Regions from separate parts of the Homo sapiens genome. Here region 1 is linked to region 2. Evidence: chromatin contacts called from ENCODE Hi-C or POLR2A ChIA-PET data. All regions are on one chromosome and are shown on one strand. The core of a region is the stretch at or near the end of the contact, and the rest is flanking DNA. Distances in the headings are between cores, read along the strand shown. Region 1 overlaps FNIP1 (folliculin interacting protein 1). Region 2 holds the start of IL3 (interleukin 3).

Region 1 (6,430 bases), core at 2,270-4,769, 310 kb before region 2:
TTAGCAGCTTTGTGAATGTTTCCAAGCAAAGAGAAAAGCTGAGAGGGATGAAGGAATACATCGCAGGAGAGAAATTAATGAGACTAATGAAGCATCGTCCCAGAAAAGGTATGCAGGGAGAGTTCAAAAAACAGCATGAGTGGATTCTTACAGGGCTGTTTAACATAAAAGAGAAAAGCTGAACAAACACAAAATGAACAGCATTAATCAAAATTAAGAGTAAGGGAGAGGCATATGTTGAAATTCAATAGGATACTATCAAATACAAAAAAAAAAACTTCAATAAATGTTTGCTGAAAAAGTAATAAAAAATAATCGAGATAATTAAAAAAAAATCAGCCTCAGCCAAGTTCTGCTGAGCTGTTGTCAGCAGTCTAAATACAAAGAAGTCATGCTTATCACATTTGTTAAGTTAGCCTTGGATTTCAACTGTCTGCTTGACTGTCTCCAATTCTATGACTCCTAAGCATCAAACCACTCCTCAGCTATTCAAATCAAAATGTTAGATTCACCAAACATTTCCTTCTCCCTCAGCCCCAATATCCAGTCATTTCCTTCTCCCTCAGCCCCAATTATCCAGTTTGATAATACTGGAATTATCAAAATGTTCAACATTAAAAGTCAACCAAATCAATAATGATGCTCACCGATACTGATATGTCCTCATTTCTTCTCTTAACACTGGAGTCAAACAAAACATTTCTCCCTCGTCTTTCACAGTCTTGATATACAATCAGTCGAATCTGGCTTGGATCAAACTCTGGTAAAGGCCAACTTGAAAGAAAAGTAAGGAAAAGTAAAGATCCATTAGAGTTACATTAATAAATATTCCATATACATTATTAGAAATAAATCTATATAATAAAGCCCAAAATTATCTTATTGTTAAATAATATATATATCTTTATATTAAATATCACCAGTTCATGGCTGAAAACTTTAAAGTAAAAATAAAGGCAAAACAAAATTATCTTTATTTAAAAATAATACTGGTAACTATCAGTATATATAAAATATAGTTATCTCGTGATTTTTGAAAGCATTAACTTAATAAATATACATAAGTATATTTAACATAATGAAAATATGTACTGATTTCATGTCATGGACCAAGATGACATAATAAGGTTAACCCATATTTTTAAGTAGTTTTGTTACTATTTCTCCAATATGGAAATGTGAAAAATGAAATGGTTTTCAGTTTAAATAATAGCAAAGGACTTACAAGACAAAAAACAAGCCAAAAAAAAAAAAGTGGAGAGCAATCAAGTATAGTGAAAATTCTCATATGCTGCTGGTATGAATACAAACTGGCACAACTCCTGGGTGTGGTGGCTCACACCTGTAATCCCAGGACTTTGGGAGTTCAAGGTAGGAGGATCACTTGAGCCCAGGAGTTCAAGACCAGCCTGGACAACATAGTGAGACCCTGTCTCTACAAAAAGTTAACAAAATTCGCCAGGCATGGCAGCACACATCTGTAGTCCTAGCTACTTAAGAGGCTGCAGTGGGAGGATCGCTTGAGCCTGGAAGGTCGGGGCTATAGCAAGCTGTGATCATGCCACTGTACTCCACCCTGGGTGACAGAATGAGACCCTGTCTCAAAAAATAAAAATAAAAAATAAATAAATTGGCACAATCTCTTTAGAACACAGTTTTTTAAAAATTTATATATAAATTTAGTATGTGTATATATATGTGTGTGTATACATACACACACACATACACTAAAACAAATCCCAGTAAAAATGAAGTTGATCCCAGCAATTCCACTTCGGAAAAATTTATCACAATGAATGAATTTCAGCTATAGGCAAAAATGGACAGACCACAAGCAAAAGAAGTCAGACAATGACTCACACACACACAGATAGCTACTGTATTTTTCCACTTATATAGAGGTTAAAAACGTGCAACGTTTGTCTAGGGGTTCATACTTAGTTTTTAAACTATAAAGAAAACAATGTAAGTAATGACCTCCAGAGTTTGGAGAGTAATTTTCTAGGAGTAAGGTGGAGGGAAAAGTGTAACCAGAAAAGGGACGTAACAGGTGAACTGGCGCAATGACTATGTTCTCTGTTTTGACCAGATAGTGCTGACATGGATCTTTACTTTACAGTATGTATTTAAACAGTACATCACATTTGTTTTATGTACTTTTACATATCCATTACATTCCACAATTTAAAAGATTAATGGGGTGGGTGAGGCAGAGAAGAAGGGAAAGAGAAAACAAACCAAATGACAAATATCTGGTAAACTGAACACAATACAAATGACAGGACAGCTGCTAAGAAATGGGAGAACAGACATGCCAGGAGCTGTTTCTCATTAGTTACAACAGGCTATTTATTTTTTATAATTTCAACTTTTAAATTCAGGGGGTACATGTGGTGCAAGTTACATGCATATATCTCATGATGCTGAGGTTTAGGGTACAACTGATGCTGTCACCCAGAGAGAGAGCATACAACCCAACTATTAAGTTTTTCAACTCTTGCCCCTCTCCCTCCTGCCTTGCTCTACTAGTCCTCAGTGTCTATTGTTGCCATCCTTATGTCCATGAGTATCCAATGTTTAGCTCCCACTTATAACTGAGAACATGCGGTATCTGATTTTCTGTTCCTGCATTAATTCACTCAGGATAACGGCCTCCAGCTGCCTTCGTGTTGCTGCAAAGGACTGGATTTCATTCTTTTTTATGGCTGAGTAGTATTCCATAGTACATACATACCACATTTTCTTTATCCAATCCACCACTGATGGGACCCTCCCTAGGTTGATTCCATGTCTTTGCTATTGTGAACAATGCTGCAATGAACATACAAGTGCATGTGTCTTTTTGGTAGCTTTGTTTTCTTTTGGATATATACTCAGTAATGTGATCGCTGAGTCAAATGGTAGCTCTCTTTCAAAGTTCTCTGACAAATCTTCAAACTGCTTTCCACAGTGGCTAAACTACTTTACATTCCCATCAATGGTGTGTAAGTATTCCCTTTTCTCCACAGCCTCACCTGCATCTGTTATTTTTTGACTTTTTAATAATAGCCAATCTGATTGATGTGAGATGGTATCTCATTGTAGTTTTGATTTGTCTTTCTCTGATGACTAGTGATGATGAGCATTTTTTCATGTTTGTTGGCTGGTTGGATGTCTTCTTTTGAGAACTGTCTGTTCATATATTTTGCCCACTGTTTATTGGGGTTGTTTTTTGCTTGTTAAATTGTTTAAATTCCTTATAGATTCTGTATATTAGACTTTTGTCAAATGTACAGTTTGTGAATATTTTCTGCCATTATGTGGGTTGTCCACCAGGCACAATTCTTCACTTCCTTAAGAGAGCCTTAACCCTAACTCTGTCAACGTATGTGAAACTATGTGTAACCGGCAACATAAAACATCTTCATCCCAAATTCTTGACAGAAAATATAATTTTGGTTTTCTTCTGTCTAATCTTTAGTAAATGTCTGTGTGCTAGTAAATGATAAAGACCTACCTAGACATCCAGGCTAAACCAGAGACTCCTCCTTAAACCACAATGACTTGCATCACACTGAACTGTTTCTACTAAATTGTGCTTTCATACCATGCAAAGGAAACTGTAAAGGAACAGACCGACAAAGGATGAAAATAGGGAAAGGGGTCTCACGGAAACCAGTGAAAAAGAACATTTTAGAAAAGAAAAAGAACTACCACGGGAGTCACTAAAAAGTATCCACTAGAGAAGCAAAAGTCATTGGTGACCATAGCAAGGACAGTTCTAAGGAATAAAGAGTACAGAGGTCAGATTCTAGGGGACTGAAGAGTGAATAGGAGCAGAGAAAACAGACAACTGGTAAGAAAAAAAGAGAAAGAAAATGAAACCTCAAGTAGAGTGAGAGTGACAGATATTCTGCTATTTAAAAAATGACACATCTGAACATGTTTACATATATGCTGATGACAGAATCTGAGGTGGAGGAGAAATACAAGGCCTCTGAGGAAGTAGAGAACAGGATATAGAGCACAAGTGAAAGCATTAGCTCAAAGAAAATAACTCTCACACTAGGATGGAAAGAAAGGAGATAAAGATGTACATGGGTGCAGAAAGATTTGTAGATATGAAGGTAAGGTGCGGAGGGAATCCATATCTAAGAGATCCATTTTCTTTGTCAAGCAGGTGAAGGCAAGTAAGGGAAAGGTGGTAAGATGTGGGGATAGTAGAGAGTAAAAAAGAGAATAGCAGTTGTTGGGAAATAAAATAGTCATACACCATATAACGTTTTGGTCAACAACAAACTGTATATATGATGGTGGTCTCATAAGATTATAATGCAGTTCAAAAACTCCTATTGCCTAGTAACACTGTAGCTGTCATCACATGGTAGCACAAAGTATTACGCACATGTCTGTGGTGATGCTCATGTAAACAAACCTACTGCACTGTCAGTCATATGAAGGTATTACGGATACAATTATGTAAAATACGCAATACTTGATAATAAAAGACTATGTTGGCCGGGTGCAGTGGCTCACACCTGTAATCCCAGCACTTTGGGAGGCTGAGGTGGGCAGATCACAAGGTCAGGAGATTGAGACCATCCTGACTAACATGGTGAAACCCTGTCTCTACTAAAAGTACAAAACAAAAATTAGCCAGGCGTGGTGGCATGCACCTGTAGTCCCAGCTACTCAGGAGGCTGAGGCAGGAGAATCTCTTGAACCCAGGAAGCAGAGGTTGCAGTGAGCCAAGATTGCGCCACTGCACTCCAGCCTGGGCGACAGAGTGAGACTCTGTCTCAAAAAAAAAAAAGAAAAAAAAAAAAAAAGACTATGTTACTGGTTTATGAATTTACTATACTTTTATCATTATTTTAAAGTGTACCCCTACTTATAAAAAAATTAACTGTAAAACAGCCTTAAGCAGATCCTTCAGGAGGTATTCCAGAAAAAGGCATTATTAGCATAAGAGATGACAGTTCCATGTGTGTTATTACTCCTAAAGACCTTACAGTGGGACAAGATGTGGAGATGGAAGATAGTGGTACTGATAATCCTGACTCTATGTAGGCCTACGTTAATGGTGTGTTTGTGTCTCAGTTTTTAACAAAAAGGTTAAAAAAATTTAACTGAAAAAAGCTTAGAATAAGCACATAAAGAAAGAAAATATGTTTGTACAGCTGTACAATGTTTGTGTCCTAAACAAAGTGTTACTACACAACAGTTCAAAAGATTTTAAAATTAAAAAGTTAATAAGGAAAAAACTTACAATAAGCTAAGGTTAATTTTATTATTGAAGAAAAACATTTTTAATAAATTTAATGTAGCCTAAGTATACAGTGCTTATTTATAAAACCTACAGTAGTGTACAACACTGTCCTAGGTTTTCACAGTCACTGACTACTCACTCACTGACTCACCCAGTAACTTCCAGTCTCGCAAAATCCATTCACAGTAAGTGAATGGATCGCCCTATATAAGTGTACCACTTTTTATCTTTTTTTTTTTTTTTTTTGAGATGCAGTCTCAGTCTATCGTCCAGGCTGAAGTGCAGTGGTGCGATTTTGGCTCACTGCAACCTCCGCTTCCGGGTTCAAGTGATTCTCCTGCCTCAGCCTCCCCAGTTGCTGGGTTTACAGGCGTGTGCCATCATGCCTGGCTAATTTTTATATTTTTAGTAGACATGTGGTTCCACCATGTTGGCCAGGTTTGTCTCAAACTCCTGACCTCAGGTGATCCGCCTGCCTCGGCCTCCCAAAGTGCTGGGATTACAGGTGTGAGCCACTGTGCCCGGCCTACTTTTTATCTTTTATACCATATTTTTGCTGTACCTTTTCTATGTTTGGATATGTTTAGATACACAAATACTTACCATTGTGTTACAACTCCCTACAGTGTTCAGCACAGCAATACGCTGTACAGGTTTGTACCCCAAGAGCAATAGGCTATTATCATACAGCCTAGGTGTGTAGTAGACTATACCATCTAGTGTGTGTAAGTACACTGTGTGATGTTTGCATAACAACAAAATTGCCTAACAATGCATTCCTCAGAACAGAGCCCCATCATTCACTGGTGCATGAGTGTATGTTGAATAGAAAACATAAGATTTCCAGGCAATGCTGTACATCTACATAACGTTGAAGACTATGAACTAGGACGATGTACTGGCTGCAAACTACAGTTAGGTGATTTTCTCCAGTAGGACCTCATGTGCTTGAATTTGGATCAGACTGTGCCAAGGTAAGGGTTTTGATAGGTATACGGAACAAAAGAAAAGGAAGGCTATGGAAATGGAGTATAAGACTGACAAGAATACAGCTGAATTGATCTAAGCTAGTTAGGGAACGTAGTGATGGGACAACAATAACAAAAGAAAATGGAGGCAGTACGGTCAAAGTGCTGAAAAAACGCAAAGAAGGAGAGTGGGAGGCAGAGAGGACAAGGAATA
Region 2 (6,620 bases), core at 3,291-5,790:
GATGTCATCAGGGCCACCAGCGGAAATACAACCGAGGTCATGGGCAGATTAAATCTGACACTTGTGATGCCATGGAAAGGGTGGCGGAGGAGCTTGTCACAGTGACTGAGGCCCAGGTTCTTGCCTGTGGCGGGTACCCCAGAAAATTCCACTAGGCCTGTGGGGGTGAGTGATGGGAAGAAGGAGGCATGTACCTCTAGTTGGACTGGACCCTGAGGGCCAGGACTTCCAACAATGTGGCCCACTCCATAGGGATGGGGTCAGGCCCACAGGGATCCATTAGACAGGGGTCCAGAGACCCCTCCTGAAACCTCCAGGGCTTTGGCAGACCCTGGGCTGCAGTCTTGGGCTGGCTCTCCTGTCCGGGCCCTGGCACACCCTCCCTCATGCCTGCCCCAGGGGTGGGCACGTGTGCTCATTTCCCTTCTTGATAGCAATCAGCCCAGCCCACAAAGGAGGTTTCCCCTAAGCCGGGCTGGGTTGACACAAAGGCCTGGGGTGGAATCACCATCTTACAGGGGACCAGGTCTCTCCTCAAGGGCTGGCAGGACTGTCGCCTCTGGAGGAGGGAAGTGGTGCCCATGATTTTGCATGAAGCTCCTATAGAGTCAAGGCAAACCTTGAAGGAGACCCCCAGGATGACCCAGGCTATGCCTCGGTCCAAGGGCTCACGGAAGCGCTGTGGTGGCCAACTACCCAGATATCCTTGGCAGCCCCTTTGGAATGAGGTTTGCTTTTAGGAACATGTCCCTCCATTCCTCCCTGGTTCATCGAACGGCAGCAGGTATTGGGCTGCAGTCACTGGGCCTCTCCGGGGTCCGGGGCTGCACCACCTCCTGCCTCCTTTGCTCTGCCCAGCTGGCCTCCCTGCCCATCCCAGCCTCCTCCCATGGCCCCACTCCCTGCCTCTGGGGCCTTCCATTCCATATTCTTGCCTGCCAAGGCCCTGGGTCCTCCCAACCTCCTCGCCCTCTGACCCCAGGCTGCCAGCCCCTCAAGGTCACCTCCAGGTAGTCACAGCTCAAGCCACCAAACCTCACCACCCTTATTGCTTCTAGCCCCACCTCAGGGGCTGACTTGACCTCTATTTCACAGAGAACACAGAAGCCATTGTCCCCTCCCACCACAAACCTGTGGACCAACCAGGCCCACCCCACTGCACCTACCCCACCCAGATGGACTGGGCCACCCAGGCAGCCCTTCCCTGAGCTCTCTGCGAGGAGCCCGTGACAGCTGATGGTGGGGCTCTGCCTGTGCTGGCCGGCCAGCCATCTCACCCATTCCCGGCTCACCTCCTTAAGAGAGGAAGGAGCTCAAACTTCTGTGTGGAAGGTGCGTCTCTGACCCTGTGACTCCTCTGGCTGCCCCATCCCCCTCTTTCCTTCAAAATAAAACTTCAAAGAATCTTCTACCCTCCGTCTCACCGTCACTCGCTTCTCAGCCCACTGCCAGAGGCTTTGCCCCACCATACACTGAAACTACTCCGCCAGAGGCCTCAGGGATCTCCCCGTCAGTAATCAGAGTGGTTACATCTCATCCTCACCCTGCTGTCCCCTCCTGCCACATGGCATCATCCTTTAAGGCCGTCATTGTCCGATGCTGCCCAGGGGGTGCTCAGCCTCTGGGTTGGACTGTTCTGCTTATCTCAGTCCCAGTGATGTCACTTCCTAGCTACATCAGCTCAGCTTCTCTGAGACTCAGTTTCTTCATCTGGAAAATGGGGCTAATAACAGCACCTGCCTCACAGTTCATCATGAGGATTAACAAGTTCAGCCATGAAAAGAACTTAGTTCTCCACACTTCACAAGTGCCACTCAATAGAAGTCAGCTGTGAGAGCGCTTCCCTTCACCCAGTCCTCTCCACCCCGTAAGAACCTACCTAGTCCAGCTTCCCACCACCTGTCTTCCAGAGGACTCCCAATATCTCCTCACTGGCCACCCTGCTGCCTTGAACTTTCTCATCCTTTCCCCCACAGCAGGTGCACCTGAGCTTCACCTCGCCTCCCCTGGTTGAAAACCCCGCAAGTCCTCCAATGCTCCTAGCATGAAGCCTCAACCTCTTTTGCCTTTAATAAACTATGTGTATATATATAATTTTTTTGGAGAGATGGTCTCACTCCAACGCCCAGGCTGGAGTGCAGTGGCACAATCACAACTCACTGCAGCCTTGACCTCCCAGGCTCAGGTGGTCCTCCCACATCAGCCTCCTAAGTAGCTGGGACCACAGGTGTGCACCACCACGCCTGGCTAATTTTTTGTATTTTTTGTAGAGATGAGGTTTCGCCAAATTGCTCAGGCTGGTATATATTCATTTTTAAAATGAGAAAAACACTACAAATGTCAAGATTTACAATACTACTATTCAGGATTTTGTGTGCATGTGTGGTTACAACACAAAGTCTTGACTTTTAAAGAAACAAAAAAAAATACAGGAATGTTTTGTCTCCACAGCTTTAAATTCATTGAACTTTAAAATTCCCTAGAAAAGCCCACTTACACTAAAAAAAATACAGCTTTTCTCTGTAAGGAATCACATTATTTGTGCACAAGTCCCCAAAACGTTTACATAGACAGTAACACCAAGGTACAGTTGAGTATGCAAGGAACAAACTCTGGGTCCGTGGGGCAATAGGGGACCCTACCGGAGCTAAGATTGCTGAGGTAGTTAGATCAGAGCCCCTCAAATGCACTGAATCACTGAGGATCTTATCAAAATGCGATTTTTGATTCAGAAAGTCTGGGCTGGGGCCTGAGGGTTGACACCGCTAACAAGCTCCCGGGCAGGGCTGACCTGCAGGTCTGGGACCACAGGAAGGGTAGCAAGACTGGAAATCTGTCTCCTCACAAGACTGAGCTGCTAGTGGAGGTTACCATGTCTGTTTTATTCACAGCAAGTGCTTTGTAGACGTCTGTTGAATGAATTGTGCCTACGGAGTACGCAAGCTGGTGCTAAGGCTCCCCTCTGTGTGTTGAGTTGTGCCTGTCAGACTCCACTCCGGGTCCAGAACCTAGGGCTCTTCCTGGTCCAGGGCCCAGCCTGGGGCTGAGCCAGGAGGGCATATCAGCTACAGAAATCATCCTCACAGCATGGCCTTGAGTCACAGCCTCTTCACCTGCCTCCCCACAGCCACATCCTGGTCCTTGTCTTCACCTGATCTGCTTATGCTCAGAAGCCCAAAGCACCCAAATTCCGCTGCCTCAGCATAACCTCCTATCCCGCATCCCCCACACTGATCACAACACACCGCACCATGACCCAGACCCTGGCCTTTCCTTACTGCTCTCCTCTCCCTCCCACCCGGGGCCAGTCATCTTGAAGAAGTCTTCCACATGCCCCTGTCACACTCATCCCTTTACCAAAAGCCCCTACCCCATGGGGTGGGTCAGGCAGGCCCCAAGACAGGCCCGTATCAGGAGGACCCCTCTTCTCTCAGGGGCTGCCCTCTGGGATAACCACCCCCGCCCTTCTGGGTTTCCTGCTTCCTATCTGGCTGCAGTTTCTCAGGTCCCTTGTGGATTTCCCCATGGTCTGTCCCCACTCACATCCCCTCTCTGCAAACCTTGCCTACTGGGCCTGCACCTGGCAAATCCATGCTCAGCACAGACGGGGATCAAGACCTCTCAATACAACTGTCTCCTGCCAATCCCTGCCCCAGCAGCCTGAGGCCCAGTCTGAAACCAGGGAGTTGCTCTCCTTTCTCCTCCCTTGACCTCACCCCTCAGACCATGCCAATTCTGCCTCCTAAACCTCCCAGGCCAGCCCCTCCCCCAGCTCCCAGTGACAGTGTCCTCAGGTACCTGAGCTCAGCTCTCGGTGCTACCAGAGGGACTGCCAGGGGCTGCAGCCGGGCCTCCTGCAGAGGCTGAGTCCCACACGCAGGGAACAGCCATGCCACTGCTAGCAGACCAGTAAGAGAATGGCCACCTGGGGCCTGAGCGCCCTCGGCCATCCACCAGAAACAAAGTGTCAAGGAGAAGCTGCCCGAAGCCCATGGGACAAACCACTGGGGACTGGAACACCAGTAATTCTGTATTGGGAAGCGGCACCAAGAGATGTGCTTCTCAGAGCCTGAGGCTGAACGTGGATGTTTAGCAGCGTGACCGGCTACCAGACAAACTCTCATCTGTTCCAGTGGCCTCCTGGCCACCCACCAGGACCAAGCAGGGCGGGCAGCAGAGGGCCAGGGTAGTCCAGGTGATGGCAGATGAGATCCCACTGGGCAGGAGGCCTCAGTGAGCTGAGTCAGGCTTCCCCTTCCTGCCACAGGGGTCCTCTCACCTGCTGCCATGCTTCCCATCTCTCATCCTCCTTGACAAGATGAAGTGATACCGTTTAAGTAATCTTTTTTCTTGTTTCACTGATCTTGAGTACTAGAAAGTCATGGATGAATAATTACGTCTGTGGTTTTCTATGGAGGTTCCATGTCAGATAAAGATCCTTCCGACGCCTGCCCCACACCACCACCTCCCCCCGCCTTGCCCGGGGTTGTGGGCACCTTGCTGCTGCACATATAAGGCGGGAGGCTGTTGCCAACTCTTCAGAGCCCCACGAAGGACCAGAACAAGACAGAGTGCCTCCTGCCGATCCAAACATGAGCCGCCTGCCCGTCCTGCTCCTGCTCCAACTCCTGGTCCGCCCCGGACTCCAAGCTCCCATGACCCAGACAACGCCCTTGAAGACAAGCTGGGTTAACTGCTCTAACATGATCGATGAAATTATAACACACTTAAAGCAGCCACCTTTGCCTTTGCTGGTGAGTAGCTTGGATAAGACTGGCCTGCAGCAGTGAGGGGTGGTGGCTGCCTAAGGCCAAAAGGCCTCATGGGCCTTTCTCTCCCTTCACCCCCACAGGACTTCAACAACCTCAATGGGGAAGACCAAGACATTCTGATGGTAAGAGCTCAGCCCGTGGATCCCGATCCACTTCCTGCCTGGGTGACTTCAGCCATGTCATTCCATCTTACCTAGCCTTGCTTTCTTCATCTGTAAAATAGGGTTAATAGCACCTATCTCAGTGGGATTGTTATGACAATCAAATGGCACAATGTGCATGTTCTGGCCCAGCATCTGGCACTTAAGAGTTCAATACATGGCCACAGCCATGGCTATAATAATGAAAATGACTTTTAAATTAGAAAATGAAAAGGCAGTTCTAGGTGAGGAATACCAAGGGCCTTAAGGTCAGTGTTTGGTAGGGCAGACTCTGGACTGACAGACAGAAATTTCCCCCTCAGATGTGCCAGCTTCTTTTTCCCTTAAAAAATTGAGTTTGTGTTTTCCACCCTCATTGGCTGTGGCATTATCATTTACAGTTATTTTTCATGGTTCCAGTTGGTTGCAGTTGTTCTGTCTCACCTTTGCATGACATTTCTTGGGTCAAACAAGAAGTGGAAGCCTTTGCTGAGTTCCTGGGCCATCTGTGTTTGGGGCACTCACAGCTCACATGCTGCACCCATTTCCATGCTGGGGTCTCTGTGATTTTCTTCTTGATTTCTAGGAGACTTTAATTCAGTCAGGGCATGAACACTGTTATCAGCCTCTGAGCTACAAATACTTCCCTTGGAAAACCCCCTGTCTTTTGTAGAGCTTCTTTTTGGAGATATTTTTTCCCCCAAGTGCAGAAAGATCCACCTAGGTACCCCCTCCCCACCCATTTTTTTTTTTTTTTTTGAGACAAGAGTCTCACTCTGTTGCCCAGGCTGGAGTGCAGTGGCACGATCTCAGCTCACTGCTACCTCTGCCTCCTGAGTTCAAGCAATTCTCCTGTCTCAGCCTCCCAAGTAGCTAGGATTACAGGCATGCACCACCACTCCCATTTTTGTATTTTTAGTAGAGACGGGGTTTCACCATATTGGTCAGGCTGGTCTTGAACTCGACCTCAGGTTATCTGCCTGCCTCGGCCTCCCAAAGTGCTGGGATTACAGGCTTGAGCCACTGCGCCCAGCCCACCTAGGCCCTTTATGTAGCTCAAATGGAGCCAGAGACTGGGGGCTTGAGGAAACCAGGTCCTGCCTGCCACTCACTTCTAGGCCTGTGCCCTTGGGCAGGGACCCACCTGAGGCAAGAACGGGACTAGGAGGGAACCCGAGGATGTCCCCAACAGTGGGCTTGGGAAACTGTGGGGGTGACTTCCACCTGCTTGTGGGAGGGATACTCTGTAACCTTTCCCCCTTAAGTGTATTCTCTGCCCCGTTAGGAAAATAACCTTCGAAGGCCAAACCTGGAGGCATTCAACAGGGCTGTCAAGAGTTTACAGAACGCATCAGCAATTGAGAGCATTCTTAAAGTATGTGAAGCTGTTGAGGGTTTGGGATCCCTGTGTTGGCCCTGCCCTGCCTCTGGGGAGGAGAGCAGGGCCCACTCCCTTTCCAAGGGAATCTCTGACCATCTGCTTTGGTCTCTTTCCACAGAATCTCCTGCCATGTCTGCCCCTGGCCACGGCCGCACCCACGGTAAGCTGTCCCCCAAGATGCCCGTCATGGCTTGCTCCTCAGCTGGTCATCACCATTACAGCCTGGACTCACCTAATGCCACCTTCTTGGTTTCTTTATAGCGACATCCAATCCATATCAAGGACGGTGACTGGAATGAATTCCGGAGGAAACTGACGTTCTATCTG

The links. Hi-C counts contacts between places; a loop is a spot of excess contacts on that map. ChIA-PET counts read pairs that join two places held with the same protein, here RNA polymerase II (POLR2A). Pooled maps may share reads with other maps.
Region 1: a loop to region 2 is called in a map of naive thymus-derived CD4-positive, alpha-beta T cell, with 3 times the contacts of the local background. The contact joins the enhancer-like site here to the promoter of IL3 in region 2. A Hi-C loop is called at or near these places in 1 of 168 maps with a recorded cell type or tissue (naive thymus-derived CD4-positive, alpha-beta T cell) and 8 of 50 pooled maps. POLR2A ChIA-PET finds 5 or more read pairs at or near these places in 2 of 52 experiments (H1 and activated naive CD8-positive, alpha-beta T cell).

The regions. Positions count from the first base shown.
Region 1 is chr5:131,743,917-131,750,346 of GRCh38, forward strand. It overlaps FNIP1 (folliculin interacting protein 1), which reads right to left. Exons shown (of 18, transcript NM_133372.3): 2 at 648-774. Among named protein-coding and RNA genes, the nearest start is that of FNIP1, 50 kb to the right of the region's middle. Within about 2 kb of position 3,520, at least 4 of the 41 ENCODE cell types and tissues checked have a DNase peak (open chromatin) inside an H3K27ac peak, as active enhancers do.
Region 2 is chr5:132,056,115-132,062,734 of GRCh38, forward strand. IL3 (interleukin 3) reads left to right here and starts at 4,541. Exons shown (of 5, transcript NM_000588.4): 1 at 4,541-4,754; 2 at 4,853-4,894; 3 at 6,198-6,287; 4 at 6,412-6,453; 5 at 6,555-6,620. The coding sequence starts at 4,593. It overlaps LOC105379174 (a long non-coding RNA gene), which reads right to left and starts at 6,598. Exons shown (of 5, transcript XR_001742531.2): 1 at 6,526-6,598; 2 at 5,357-5,494.